Regions from separate parts of the Homo sapiens genome. Here all the other regions are linked to region 3. Evidence: read pairs that join two places in POLR2A ChIA-PET (ENCODE). Cell type or tissue: MCF 10A. All regions are shown on one strand. Region 1 overlaps PCNX2 (pecanex 2). Region 2 overlaps PCNX2 (pecanex 2). Region 3 overlaps PCNX2 (pecanex 2).

What was found. Peaks named below come from ENCODE experiments on the same cell type or tissue, not always from the same donor. Only the 100,000 strongest peaks of a DNase experiment are listed, where the experiment ranks them.
Region 1: POLR2A ChIA-PET joins it to region 3 with 13 read pairs; 2 of 35 experiments call an interaction of 5 or more read pairs at or near these places.
Region 2: POLR2A ChIA-PET joins it to region 3 with 22 read pairs; 3 of 35 experiments call an interaction of 5 or more read pairs at or near these places.

What each region holds. Positions count from the first base shown.
Region 1 is chr1:233,290,320-233,295,319 of GRCh38, forward strand. All of the region lies in intron 1 of PCNX2 (pecanex 2), which reads right to left. Among named protein-coding and RNA genes, the nearest start is that of PCNX2, 2.9 kb to the right of the region's middle. RefSeq lists an enhancer at 4,792-4,841. In MCF 10A, no CTCF peak of the experiment used is centred here; DNase peaks (open chromatin) are centred at 2,022 and 4,762.
Region 2 is chr1:233,177,375-233,182,374 of GRCh38, forward strand. PCNX2 (pecanex 2) reads right to left here. Exons shown (of 34, transcript NM_014801.4): 16 at 1,692-1,801; 17 at 428-524. Among named protein-coding and RNA genes, the nearest start is that of PCNX2, 120 kb to the right of the region's middle. RefSeq lists enhancers at 1,771-2,970, 2,300-2,489. In MCF 10A, no CTCF peak of the experiment used is centred here; a DNase peak (open chromatin) is centred at 2,477.
Region 3 is chr1:233,110,010-233,115,009 of GRCh38, forward strand. All of the region lies in intron 21 of PCNX2 (pecanex 2), which reads right to left. Among named protein-coding and RNA genes, the nearest start is that of NTPCR, 160 kb to the left of the region's middle. RefSeq lists an enhancer at 4,593-5,000. In MCF 10A, no CTCF peak of the experiment used is centred here; DNase peaks (open chromatin) are centred at 3,102, 3,652 and 4,432.

The sequences.
Region 1 (5,000 bases), 180 kb after region 3:
TGCAGTTTACTTTGAAATGCATCAAGAAAATAAAGTAGAATAAGGGATCGCTAGAAGGATGGACAAATGGATAGAAAGGTGATAAAGCAAGTAGAGTAAAATGTTCATGGGGTAAACTCAAAGTGCTATGTATATAGCTGCACACAGTAAAATTATTTCAGCTTTGTTGTATGTTTTAAACTTTTTATAGTAAAATCTTGGGAAAACATTGATTGAAAAAAGAGGAATCGAGATCTAAGAAAAAATAATGACACACCAGAATGGGAAACGGCTGCAGACTGTCATAGAAATGTCACCAATTAGCTGTAATAACAATTAGAATGTGTTGGGTGCTTACTATTTGCCTAGTGCTATGCTAGTGCTTGACAGATAATCCTATTAATTATAATTATAGCAATTAGAAATGATGTAGGTCTTATCAAAGAAGGTCTCTAAGATTAAATTTTAAAAAGCAGAACTGGAAACAGAACAAGTCTGGCTAAAGTTAAAGGAAAGGAAACAGAAAGCTCCAGCCATAGAACGAAAGACAGGCTTTCTGTCCACAAGCGGGGAAAGGGCTGCCCATACAAACATATATGCCAGGCCTGGAAAATTAAGTCTAATGTTGCCCGGCATGGGGTCTTGAAGGATGTGAAAGTTCCAACCCATTCTTCCCACCACTCAACTCTTCCTCTCCAGTGGAGTTGACCACAATGCCACTGGCATAATCATAATTCCACTGCAGGTGGCTCCACGGTTTCACAGCCTTCAAAGTGCTCTTATATGTAGTATGTCAGGCAGCATAATGTCCTGGAAGGGCCAAAGACTCGGATGCTACAGGACCTCAGCTAAATGCTGGATTTTACCACTGACTATAGATGACTGTGGGCAAATAGCTGACTCTCCCTGGACCTCAGTTGCTAAACCTATAAAATGAAAGTGTTATCCCCATTTTACAGATGATTAAACTGAGGTCTGGAGAAGTAAGGTGACTTGCATAAGGCCACACAATTGATAAGAGGAAGAACGAGCCAGGCATGGTGGCTCACGCCTGTAATCCCAGCACTTTGAGAGGCCAAGGCGGGCGGATCACCTGATGTCGGGAGTTCAAGACCAGCTTGACCAACATGGAGAAACCCCACCTCTACTAAAAATACAAAATTAGCCAGGGTGGTGGCGCATGCCTGTACTCCCAGCTACTCGGGAGGCTGAGGCAGGAGAATCGCTTGAACCCGGGAGGTGGAGGTTGCGGTGAGCCGAGATTGCGCCATTGCACTCCAGCCTGGGCAACAACAGCGAAACTCTGTCTCAAAAAAAAAAAAAAAAAAAAGAGGAAGAATGGGAACTGTGTCTTTTGACATGAGGCTAGTGCTCTCAGGACTTACACAGGCCAGAATCATGCCCATATGCCCCTGCTGTAAAGAACACTCTGCTCTGAATCTCCATTAATTATCATCTCAAAAGAATAAAGACAAAACACATGTAATAAGTGACAATTTAAATATCTCTCAAGACTAACCATCTTTCAGTTTGTCCAAAAGAAAAGGAGGTTGGGAACTGTGTATTTGACATGAGGCTAGTGCTCTCAGAACTTACACAAGGCCAGAATCATGCCCATATGCCCCTGCTGTAAAGAAAACTGCTCTGAATACTCTTTCCAAGTTATCCAAATTGACTTACTGTTTTCAGTTGTACATTTCCAAACATTTCTCACAAATATATACATAGTTTATAAATGCTAATTAATCACTATTTTCCACATTATCACCCAGATCTAAGTACATTCTAGGGATTATAAATAAATTTGCCTCAATAATTAATAATAAAAATATTTAAAATACTCAAAGTATCTGTTATATTAAAAAGTGGATCCTTTCAATAGTGAAACTTTCTTTCTTTCTTTCTTTTTTTTTTTTTTTTTTTTTTGAGATGGAGTTTTGCTCTGTCACCCAGCCTGGAGTGCAGTGGCGTGATCTTGGCTCACTGCAACCTCTGCCTCCAGGATTCAAGCGATTCTCCTGTCTCAGCCTTCATGAGTCACTGGGATTGCAGGCATGCACCACCACGCCCAGCTAATTTTTTGTCTTTTTAGTAAAGACAGGATTTCACTATGTTAGCCAAGCTGGTCTTGTGCTCCTAATCTCAAGGGATCCACCCAACTTGGCCTCCCAAAGTGCTGGGATTACAGGCATGAGCCACCACACCCAACCAAAACTTTCTTAAACATGTTTAAACTAAAATTGTAAACAAAAAGAAAACAGAAAAGTTCACAGAACTTTGACTAAGCCCCTGCTGTCAGTAAGCAGTCAGGTATCTTCTTGGAACAAATGATTGTAAATGAACAAATTGAAAAAGACATTAACAATCACAGGCAACACTGAAGTGCAGAGGAATATATTTAAGCACGAAGATCTGAAGAACAAAGCCTCCATTTGGGGAAGAGGGCCTTTTATTTCAAGGGCACTTTCAGAAACCAGAAGACCAAAGCAAGAAAAAAATAACCTGTCATGTTTTTAATAACGCAGGCTATATATTAAAAAGTAGCATAACAGTAACTGTACCCACATACAATTATTCTATAATAGTTAAAGGCATGCTGGCATAGAGATATAACAATTTGGGCATATCTGTTTTTTTTTAAAGTCTGATATAAAAGCAAAATTATTTAAGGTCTCAGACTTTACTTTCTAAAATTTTGAGATTTAGCTGAAAATTACATTTAAATATCATCAAAAAGCAAATTAATGAAGGACAATTTCCTACTCACAAACACAAGATCTAAATCAAGCTACTCAATAAAGCATAGTTAGGTAGAAATTAAGGGTTCTGACCATACGTAGACATCAAATCTTAAGTAGAGTTTTATAAAAATGAGCCCATATGCATAGGAAAAAACATCTGCAGGAACACAACATTAAATGCGAATGTGGTGGTTTCTGAGGAGTGGAATTATAGGTGGAAAATATATTGCTTTTATTCTTAGGAAATATTCAAAAAGTATAGTGAGGTAGACTATTTAATGCTAGTTGGAAAAGAAAGAGACACACAAGTTAATTATATATGAGATCAGTGTTACCAAATGCAGAGCACTCTGCTATGTACAAGGAAAAACCAAGATGAATAAACAACATAAAAATCCATGCCCTCAAAAAAGCTTATGATCTAGACATAGAAGTGAAATACATGTTCCAACAACTAAGTACCAGACAGAATTCGAAAAGTACTATTAATGCTAATAGTCTAACTACAGAATGCTGTAAAACTAATAGTAAATACAGAATGGTATAAGGGCAAGGGAGAAGAGAAATTAATTCTAGCTAAATCAGAAAACATAAGGATGGAGAGATTTTAGAAGATGGGGAAGGATTAAAAAGGGCTATCTCTTACTGAGCACTCTCTGTGTGACAGGTACTAAGAAGTACTTTCATCTATTAATTCACTCAGTTCTCATATTCACCCTATAAGGGAGGTACTGTAATTATCCCTGCTTTACAAACAAGGAAGGTGAAGCTTGCTCAAGCTCATATTAGGTCTAGTGAGCAGCAGAACCAGGATTTCACCCTGGTGAGGGCTGTGCTCCTCATGACTTTGCTATGCTGTCCCTCTAGGAAAAGAGAAACCACTGGGGCCCATAGGCTAAGGAAAAATGGGTTAAGAAAAATGGTGCGGAGAATCAGAAAGAAGAAATAAACTTGCATTTATTGCAGGGTTTCCAAGCAGTTTCTGTATTTAATGCTTTTTATATATAATTTTGGTTAATTTTTCTGTGAAGTGGTGATTGTGATGATCACATCCGTTTTAATGATATGAATGCTAAGTTTTAGAAAAGTTCAGTATCAGACCAAACAGCTAATAAGTAGCAGAACAGAATTGTAAACCCAAGGCCTGAGTCCAATCTCAGGTCAAGACAGACCTGTGGCTTTATATGTACTATCTCATTTAATCCCTAAAACAATCTGTAAATCTGGTACTATTACTTTTTCTCATTTTACAGATAAGAAAATGAAAAATGAGATATGGTAAATAACCTCCCCAAGGTCACAGAACTGGTAACCAGTAGACCCAAAATTTAACCTAGGCATCATGACTTCACACCCAGAGTTCTGACCCTTTGGATACACTGCCGGAAAAAGAGTAAAGAGAAACCCAATCACAAATGTCAAACTCGGAATCCATCAGTCATGCAAACTCATTGACGATTTTTGCTGTAAAAAAAATGATCAAATAATGTGTTAGGAATAAAGTCCTCCAACCGACATACCAAAATTAGATTCTTGGCACGTAAAGTTTAATAAGACATGGAACACCTTACCTGTACAGCTTTTCAAAGCAGGTAAACCATTGTTTTAATTACGTATAATTTACCTAAGAAGGCCATCTATGTAGTTCTTCAGCAAGCACTCACTTACCATAACCCCACTAAAATGTCAAGCCCCATCTAAATGTTGTAATACTTTGTTTAGCATAAAGTACATTAGATTTATCCATTATTATATCTTCCTACAGATTTCTATACATAGTGGTGTAGAAATTACAATGTGAGTAACTGATAACTGAACTGCCTTCTCAAAGCAAAACAAGAAAGAAGGTGAGGGGGGAAAAAGGGGACAATAACTGAAATGAGTCTGCTTTTTACATTTCGTTTTTCCTCTTGGCTACAATCTACAGCATTTCACACCAAACATTATCCCAAGCTACCCAGCTCTAAGGCCTAGAGTTACCCACCTACAAAACAGGCTGCACGCTCCCTGCCACAAGCAGAGTGACTCATCCTAACATCCGGCATCAATTCTTAATGAGTCCCCGAGCCCCCGCAGTCCTGTCTACTTCTTTTCTTTTCCAGTGAATCCTCACAGTCCCCTTTCCCTGCATGTTCTCTGTCCCAAATTTCTGAAGCCCCTCCCTTTCCGTCTCTTAAGAATCTCTACGAACCCGAAAGCCCGTGAGGCTGATGGCACGTCTGTGGTTCCTTTCTCCTTCTTCCCTCCATACCCACAGCTCCCCGGGACCGGACCCTCCCC
Region 2 (5,000 bases), 67 kb after region 3:
AGTTCTAAGTTGCTAGCCAATCGGGACAAATATAGAATGTGAGGCCCCATTCCAGCCAATGGAAACCGGACACAGCAGTAAGGTGGATGTGTCAGGTTATAAATGACCCTGTCTCCTTTGTTTGGTGTACTCTCATGGCAAAACTGCTGGCGAGTGTACCCTTTCTGCAGAAAGTATAAAAATGGCCTTGCTGAGTAAGTTAAATTTACTTTCAAGTGATATTCTTTACAGCACCGGAGAGCAAGCGTTTCAAATAGGGCTGCACCTGGCAGGCAGCTCAACAGCCCAGTGTGCCAGGTACCAAGCGAGGTGTATCTTTCTGTCCTAGTCCTTCTCATGTCCACCTGCCTAGAGCTCCATTGAGAGCCTGATCTCTGCTGAAAGATGAGGCCCTCCTATGCTACATTACACAACGCAAATGTCTCACCACTGAATCTTTCATCTTCTTGGGGAGAGGGTCAGCAGCTGACTCTGCCAGATTTTGATGTAAAAATTTAGGAAACAGCCTGCATTGGATGAAGGACCTGAAAGTGGAAAAACACAATACTTCATCAAAGATGTTCCTGGGACAGTGTTTTCGGTAAATAACTTCACCTTAGATCTCACACCCACACATGACAAAAACAAGTGCTCTCTTCATTTAAAAATTTATAATAAAAAGAGGTGCATGTTCAAGTGATCATAAAGATAGTGTTTTGATTTGTAAATTTCATCCTAATGAGAGCAGTCAAGTACCTTAGCAGTATCATTGCCCTCTATTGTCAGCAGTGGGACATGGGGAAGGTCCTCCATCTCTGCTAGCCCACTAGGGCTTCATCTTCACAATTAGCAGCAAAAAGTGAACATTGCACTAATACAATTGACACTAAAAATTGTGTGAACCATGTTTAACTTTTGTTTCCCCCATTTTTCATGCCTTTCACACTACTGCACCTCATGGCCTAAAATTATGGTGTCTCTGGTCTTCAAAGAGTTACGGTTATCTTAAATCAAAATCTTTCATAAATTTAAACAAATTACATAAGATGCTACTGTCAATATCTTAAACTCACTGTGGCATCACATGAAAGATTTCCAGTGCCAGAGTACACGTTACCAAAACTTAAAGATATGATTAAAGGGAAGATTGTAATGTATACTTTCACATTACTAAGCATTACATTAAATACATTTTAACACTTTGGTGCAAATTTCACTTTAAATCCAGAGGACGTTGGCCAGATTGGGAACAACAACAACAACAAAACAATAAAATCAAACAAAATCTTTCTTTTCAGAGGTGCTGGTTTAGTCTCCCCAGGGTAACTGCCTAGAGTAAAGGCAGGGATGTAGTTAATGGATCTAGAGAGGGTATTGTTGAGGAGGCAGCTTCTTACCCAGCTCACCCAAGGGAAAGTCACAACAGGGCTTGGGTGCTATCGACCCTCTGTTCCTGCCACTGTGCATTTTACTCCAAAATCAAAAGAGCAAAACTAAAATGTTTGCTAGATGTTCATTTTTAATTGTTATTAGTTTCTGGCTGGTCCTGTATTTCTCCTTCCCTCCTCTAGTGAGTGACCAGCTAGTTTAATAATGAGAGTCAAATCACAATGGGCAGTGAATTGCTGTCTGCCCATCTCAGTCAGGGCACAAAGCTGCAGGAACTATGCCCCCAGCTCAGTGATGAGAGAGCACAGGCATAGACCACTCACATGAGTACAGATGGGTCACTGCTCTGACGGCTCAGATGGTAAGAAAGGGCGACCAAGAGGCCACAGAAGGCCGAAAACAGTGCCGGGATGTGTTGCATGCTCCACGGTTCCTAAAGAAAAGACATCAGTTAGCCAAGTCACTCCACAGCTGTGTGAATAGCAGGATCTCTATCAGACATTTAGAAATATCCCCAAGGTCCAGCTGGATGGATGAGTTATTCCCATGATTATTCCTGCCCACGGACATATAAGCATCTGGTGGGCACACAAAAAACTCACCTGTTGGTTTATAGACATTGATTTTGATAAGGAACTTTTTGACTAATTATACATACTTATAAGAATAAAACTGAATCTTTCCTGAAATTAAGCTTAGAATGTTCTATAGAATGTAATATTAAACATGTGTCCCTCCTCTGAATTCAATATAATAATTAACAATTATAATAATTGTATTTCTCAATGTTTATTAATTGATGGTCTAAATGGCATAAAAAATGTAAAAATGACATAAGAGATTAAATAGACTAATGAACTGAAAACCTGATAAAGATTGTAGAAAGTAGAAAAGTTCCTCTTCAAAGCTTGTCTTGGTTTAAAAATATAATAATAGACACTAGGAATAATAGCTTCTTACTCTAAAGCCTCCTATCAACTATCAGTTCTTACACTTTAGCCCAGTTAGTTGCTTTGGCTTACTCAAGCATGTCTGGACAGGCCCAGGCAAGTCTTAGCTCATAGCTTATGCCCCTTCCCTATTTGGAAATGTTATTGCTTCCTTAAACCTTTCATGAGCAACTTTCTCTTCTTCTTTGTTCTCCCTTGCACTTACCTGTTTAAGAAAGTGTTAAGCTATTAGCAAATAGGGTATCTGTTTAAGACTGTGAGGTCCAGCTCCAGCCAATGGATGCCAGACACAGCAGTAAGGACGACCCAAATGTGTAAGGGATAAATATGTCTGCTTTTCCTTTGTTCAAGCGTGCTCTCGCCATTGTTCCATCTGCATAGAGCACCCTTTCTGCAGGAAGTAAAAATGGCCTTGCTGAGAGAATTAAATTTATGTTCGAGTGCTATTTCTTTGTGGCACCAGGGAACAAGCATTTCTAACAAAGATTAAAGATAATCACCTGAGGAAAGAGCAAAGTTATTTGAAATGAAAAGAGGCACTTCAGGTTTAATTTGATAGAAGCACAGATGTCAGTTATCAACACATTGTATTCGGCCTGGCAGAGCAGAACATGGGAAATACATGTTACCACCCCAACCAGTGTGGTGGCCTGGGACTCCAGCTCCTCTCCCACACACACCTGGTGCTCCCACCAACACAAACATGTCTCTCATACACCAAGAAGAAAACATCTACATATTTAATCTTCTCAATCACCATCAGCAGAATCACTGATGCCTTCTGAAAGCTGAATTTAGTCAAGAACTTAAATACTTTTCTGTCAAGATTTTTTTTTAAGATGGGTTAATTGTGGTGCTTATAATGAAATCTACAAATGAATGAGTCAAGTGTGCTTAGCAGTTGTCCACTGTAACTGCTAAAATAGTCTGGAAAAGCAAATGATACACTGGATAGAGCAAGTGATTTTATTTTTACATGCTTCATTTTCCTAGAAATTAAAATGTATTTCTTTTATCTTCCCCATTGTGGAAGTCTAAACGCCCGAGAGCAGTACCTGTAAAGCAAATTGCAGGGAGCTGAGTCTTCCTGAGGCTGCTGAGCTGCATGGCTACAAAGTCAGGAAGTAAGACTCACTGCCTCCAGACGCACTCTCCACACAGCTCCCCACACCAGGACGCCCTGCATGCCTCTCAGATCAGCTTCCCCGAGGGTGGGGTGCCTTTTCCAGCACTCTAAGGTACCATGTCTGCATTTATTATTTTTCTAATTCTGTGCAGATGTCTTCCCCACCAATTTTGCTGAAAAGCTCAAACCCAGTGATGAGGCATCCTGCACGGACCTCTTCTTTCTTTGGAGTTTTCATCAGCAACGCCTTCCCTTCCAGTGTCCAAGGGAGAGGTGTACTTCCTCCTTCCCTGAGCCCAACTCTCCCCTCACACTAGGATGTCCTACTTTCTTTTCATTGGTCCCCTCTGCCCCGCCTATAAAAATGCTCAAGTTGCTGACTTTTTTTTTTTTTTTTTTGAGCTGGAGTCACTCTCTATCACCCAGGCTAGAGTGCAGTCATACAATCTCAGCTCACTGCAAACTCCACCTCCCGGGTTCAAGCAATTCTCATACCTCAGCTTCCCAAGTAGCTGGGATTACAGGCACACACCACCACACCCAGCTAATTTTTTATTATAGTAGAGACGGGGTTTCACCATGTTGGTCAGACTGGTTTCGAACTCCTGACCTCAGGTGATCTGCCTGCCTCGGCCTCGCAAAGTGCTGGGATTAAAGGGTGAGCCACCATACCCGGCCAGTTGCTGACATCTTTAACAAATAAAAAAAGTTCTCCTTCCCCTTGATCCAGTTGCCCTTGAAAGCTACTGTACTCTTAGTCTGTTCGGGCTGATATAAGAAAATATCATAGACTGGGTGGCTTATAAACCACAGAAATTTATTTCTCACAGTTCTGGGCACTGAAAGCCCAAGGTCAAGGTGCAGGAAGGAGAAGGTTTGTTGTCTGGGGAGGCCCTGCTTCCTGACTCCTAGATGATGCCTTTTTGTTGTGTTCTCACATGGTAGAAGATGCAAGAGAGCATTCTAGGGCCTCTTTTACAAGGACACTGATCTGATTCATGAGGACTCCTCCCTCAATATCTGTAATCACCTCACAAAGCCCTCGCCTCCAATACCATTACATTGGGGATTAGGTTTCAACATGAATTTTGAGGGACACATTCAGTCTATAGCATACACTATCCCTCTTTTTTATTTCAGTGCCATCTCAGCCTTTCGAAGGTCTGAGCTCCACATTTCACTCCTGGTCATCAGTGAATGACTCAGTAGTCTCTGTCAAGCCGGGTAACTCCCATGAGTGGAGGTCCTACCATGAGCTGTGTGACACTGGCTAAGTTACTAGACATCTCTGACCATTGGGTTCCTCTTCTTTAACAAGGGAAAACAATACCTACTCAATGGTTGTTGTGAGGGTGCTTTTCTGTAACCCAGGTGATTTAAGTTTTTGACATGGGAGGGGTCAATGCAGCCCCCACTTGATGACGGACACCTGAGAGCTGTTTCTTTCCCACCGTCTCAACAGTCTCCTGATCCTTGTGTGCCATCAATACACATTTTCAATGCTGCTCCAATTTGCTTCTTCTTTCCATTGCATCCTGTCTGGTTAAGGCTTCCAC
Region 3 (5,000 bases):
ACCCAGGAGGCAGAGGTTATAGTGAGCTGAGATGGTGCCACTGCACTCCAGCCTGGGTGACAGAGGGAGACCCTGTCTCAAAAAATAAAAAAAATTAAAAAAAGGAAGATCAGATAGTACCAAGGAGCATAAATATACAAATGAACAAATGAATAAATAAACAAACAACAAAAACCATATGCAACAACTGCTGGAAACAAAAGACATATATTCAAACTGCTGAAAACAAACGACAAAAAGAAATCTTGAAGGCAGCCAGAAAAAAGACATATTCCACAGAGAAGAACAAAGGTAAGCCTTGCAGAAGACTCCTCAGAAACCATGCAAGCCAGCAGGTCATAGAGGGACATCTATAAAGTGCTAAGATGGCTGGGAGAACTGCCATCTTGTGGAACTATCAACATAGAATTCTATTCCCAGCAAAAATATCTTTCAAAAATATAAGAGAAATACTTTCTCATGCAAACAAAACTGACAAAATGTCTTGCCAATAGGCCTACACTCAAGAGCTGTTCAAGAAAGTTCTTCAGGCAGAAGAAAACTTCAGGTCAGAAACTTGAATCTACACAAAGATATAGAGCATTGGGAATGAAATAAATAAATTAAAATCATGTTTAGAAATTTTTAATTGCTCTAAAAGAGCAATTTTCCTCTAAAGCAAGAATAGTAAACAACGGATTGTGTGTTCTTAGCATATGTAAGAATAAATATATGACAATAATAGCACAAAGGAAAGGAAGGAGAAATAATGTTAAAATTCCTCACACTACATATAAAGTGGTATATTATTTAAACGTAATATTATTTAAATTTAATATATATTTAAATTTATATTATTTAAATAATATACCACTTTCTGTGTAGTGTAACAACACCACACATATACCTTTAAAGGCAGATACTGACGAATTAACTTTTATATTCCTAATATAAGAGAATGACTTTTAAATGGCACAAATAATATGTCAGTAGAAGAAATAAAATGGAATAAAGAAGTAGTTCAAAGTGACATCCCCTCAAAGATTATCCTGTTATCCTTCTCTCCACTGCCCTGATCACTTGTCTCCTTCTAGAGACTCTTAAAATATTTGGCATATCATTTTTTATCACACGGAAAGTCGTACAGAATCTTGGCAGCAAGAATGGGCACTGGAGTCAGACCCGGGTTCTGATGCTAGGTCTGCCTCTTATTAGTTGTGAGATGGGTTTCAGTCCACTGAGCCTCAGTTTTCTCATCTGCACAGCAGACTGGTGCCTACCTACCTCAGCAATTTATTGTGAAGATTGAATGAGGTCATCCATGTACATTTTTAGCTCAAGAACCAGAATATTATAAGTACTCATAAATACAGGTTATTTTACTGGTTGCACTTATGAGATTGTTTCAAAATTATTTATTTTTCATTTTTTATTTTTTGAGACAGAGTCTTGCTCTGTTGTCCAGGCTGGAGTGAAGTGGCATAATCATGGCTCACTGCAGCCTCAACCTCCCAGGTTCAAGCGATCATCCCACCTCAGCCTCCAAAGTAGCCTCCCAAGTAGCACCACCACACTTAGCTAATGTTTGAATTTTTTGTAGAGATGGAGTCTCCCTATGTTGTCCAGGGTGGTCTTGAATGCCTGAGCTCAAGCGATCTGCCCACCTCGGCCTCCCAAAGTGCTGGGGTTACAGGTGTGAGCCACCACACTCAGCCCCAAATTATTTTTTATATGTCTGTCTCTCCTGCATCCCCCATTAGAATGCACTGTCATTGGCAGCAGGCACTGGTATTATTTACAGTTTTACTTTTATCTTCTAGAAGATTTGTAGGATCATAGTAGGTATTTCAGTTAATGCTTTTCAGAAAGTGAAACAAGTGACTGAAGGCCTCAGGTATTGTTCCAGTTCATCAAGCGCATAGGCTATAGGAGCTTGGGTTCAATGGAATTTTTCCGATTACTTCATGATTCTCATTTACATGTCACATCTTTGCAATTGCCACTGCTTTTTCTGATAAGACAGGTATTTATCCTCTCTTCCTCCCTGGATGTTTCAAATTTTATAGTAACTATCTCAGTCTCATTCATAGCCTTTCTTCACCTAAGGTAGAAACACCATGGTTTGGACCACTCAAAGTACTTCCAAAACTGCTAGTTCAAGGAAAGAAAGAATGGGAAAATCTGTGACCTTGAAGATCTTGTCCTAAATATGAGCACCTGGTATAGAATTGAAATCTGCAGGTTCCAAATGTACATCCTATAAAACAAGATGCCTACAGCCAGCACAGGAAGGCACATGCCAGTGGTCAGCCTTGCAAGGAAAAGGCTTCCCTGGCGCTTCACCAGATTGAGTTCTCTATTCTGGAAGCACTTTAAGGAGGGCCTTTCAGAGGGCACTCCTAGGTGCTGAATGAGCAAGGTTTTCAAAATTCTTTCAGCAAGTGAGTCTAGAGTTGTCACCTGTCTTGAATTCCTGAAGCCACTCAAGTAGCCTTTGTGCCTTAAGCACACCTTACTTCCCTGCTCCTTAGAAGATTTACCAGCTCTGGCTCTTCAATTCTCTCTATTAATGAAGGCACATCACTGCCCAGAGGGACTGCAACATTTAACCAGTGAGAATTCTCTCTTTCAGCAGAGAATGCTGCAAACTTTTTAAAAAGATGGGCGTTCGTAAATACTTCTTTGATGTGTTAGCGGGATGAATGTGTCTGTGTAGATCTTTGAACAATATAACTAAATTCACATATTTATTATAGTATACTTTGGCATGAGAATTAAGCAAAAATGAAGAAAAAAATTTTAAGTCTTACATGCTAGGCTTGATGTCCCAAATGGGGAGAAAAAGCTGACTCTTACTTTGAAGGCTGAAGGGCAGAGGAGTTACTAGCGTGTATTTCAGCCCCTCCCATGAGATGAACTGCAGTAACTTGCATGGTTTGAGTTAAGGGAAATCATCCTCTTTGTGTGTGGGTGCCGTCCTAGGGAGGAGAAGACAAGAAAGTGGATGTGTTAGGCTGTAAATCTTTAAGGGATGTGTAGGTTCTGTGCAGGCACTTTCCTGCAATTACACAATACAACACTAAGAATGCAGCCACAGGCTGTGGTCACAACGCAGTGAGCTGGCCAGTTGGGTGACATCAGCTTGTCATCACCAGGGTAGATTTACAGCTAGAAGCAGATTGTGGTTTATTCTTCCTGGTTTTGCAAGAGGGATTCTGATGACTAGACAGCACAGAGCAACAAACTCACAGCTCTACTGGCCCTGTGCTAACTCCCCACTGTGAACAGGACAGCAGGCAGCAGCTAGACAGCTGAACAAGATTCATAAGAAGCCAAGAAAATCAAAACATACACCTTGAGAAGCCAGAGGAGGAAATCTAAGTAATCCATAGGCTCAGTCTAAAAGCCTTGCTTCTCCCCGTACTCCCTTCCCCCACCACTATGAGTCAGCATCTCTCTAGAATAATAAAACGCCACCCAACCCCTGCATCCAAGCTAAGAGTTTATTTCTCAAAAAAACAGTTTTCCATCTCGGAAGCTCTCAAATGAATTCAGTCAATATGTGCTGAGTAATTATTACGAGCCTGCCTCTTGTAAGATGTTGTGTAAGGTAGGAAAGAAAGAAATACAGCAGTGGTCTCACCACTGAGGCATTTCCGGTCTTCCTGGGAACACAGACGCACTAGAGGTGTGTGTTCTTTGTTTTCAGGCATAGTGCAGAGCTTGTGAAATTCTTTCCCTGAACCATCCTGGGTGGCAGCTGAGAGTGCAAATGTATCCCTGAAAGCCCAGAAAATGTGTTTTGCCTATGCAGTGGCTGCATGGAACTTCTGCAAACCAGTCTTTACTCCTGAGCCTGTGCAGACTCGAATAGCACTGAGTTCAAGTCAGCCTCTGTAAGTGACTTAGGATATGCTAATGAACAGTCATTGTAAGAGAGCAATATTCAACATTCCGGAGTTTTATTTCATATCTACTCTGTGCCTGACTGTGTTCTGCAAATTGGGGTTCTATCAGTAACCAAAAGAGACAAAGATCTTTTCCTTCAAGGAACTTAATAATAGTGGGAGATACAATAATATAATAAACAATTATAAAGTGTGTTATAAGATGATGACGGCTATGACAAAAAGGTAAAAAGTAGTGCAAGTACTTAAAAGGGTGAAAGGATTGGAAACCTGGGGTGAACGGTGAAGTAGGGTAAAATTACAATATGAAACTGGGTGGGTCAGGGCAAACCTGACTGAAAAGGTGAGATCTGAGCAAAGGCTCAAAAAAGGATCGAGTCCAGTGGATATCAAGGGAGGAACATTTAAAGACAAAGGAAACAGAGCGTGGAGTCTCCAGTGGCAGCACATCTGGCATAGTGGAGGAACTGCAAGTCTACCTGGGTTGGGCATGAGGAAGAACAGAAGAGGAGGTCAGAGCAAGAACGGAGACCAGTTGGTGCTGGGCCAGTGTCATGGGTTTGCCTTTTACTCTGTATGAAGTGGTGAGTCATTACAGGGTTTTGGGCAGAGAAGGTACAAAATATGGCTTGTGATTTGAAAGAAAGACTTCAGAGACGTTTGGTTTCTGCTGTGGCATGTAAAAAGCTTGGAAGTTATTTTTACAAGAAGAAGAAGCTGGATAAACAGAAAACTGATGGCTCGTCTCAACCCATCAGATCACTGATATTGCAGCGGTCACAGAAAACTCTGGACTACGGAGCGACAGGCGCATCCAGAAAGTCACAATGCAGATTAGCTTCTGTGGGGCAAAAGGTGCTGTGGCCATAAACTCCTAGGAACATTTAAATGATAATTTTCATGAAGTTATACAGGCTGAGGGTGGCCTACCATGAGATTAAGAAACTCACAGGCACCACGGTCTTAGGGAAGGGCCTACACTTTCAGGGGTTTTACTTCCAGAAACCCCACTAGGTTCTCATGGTGAAGATCAAGAAACATCCCCTCACGGCTCTGGTAGAAGGTGGGGAAGATTAAACAATGCAAAACACACAGGCTTATCCTCCAGAGCAC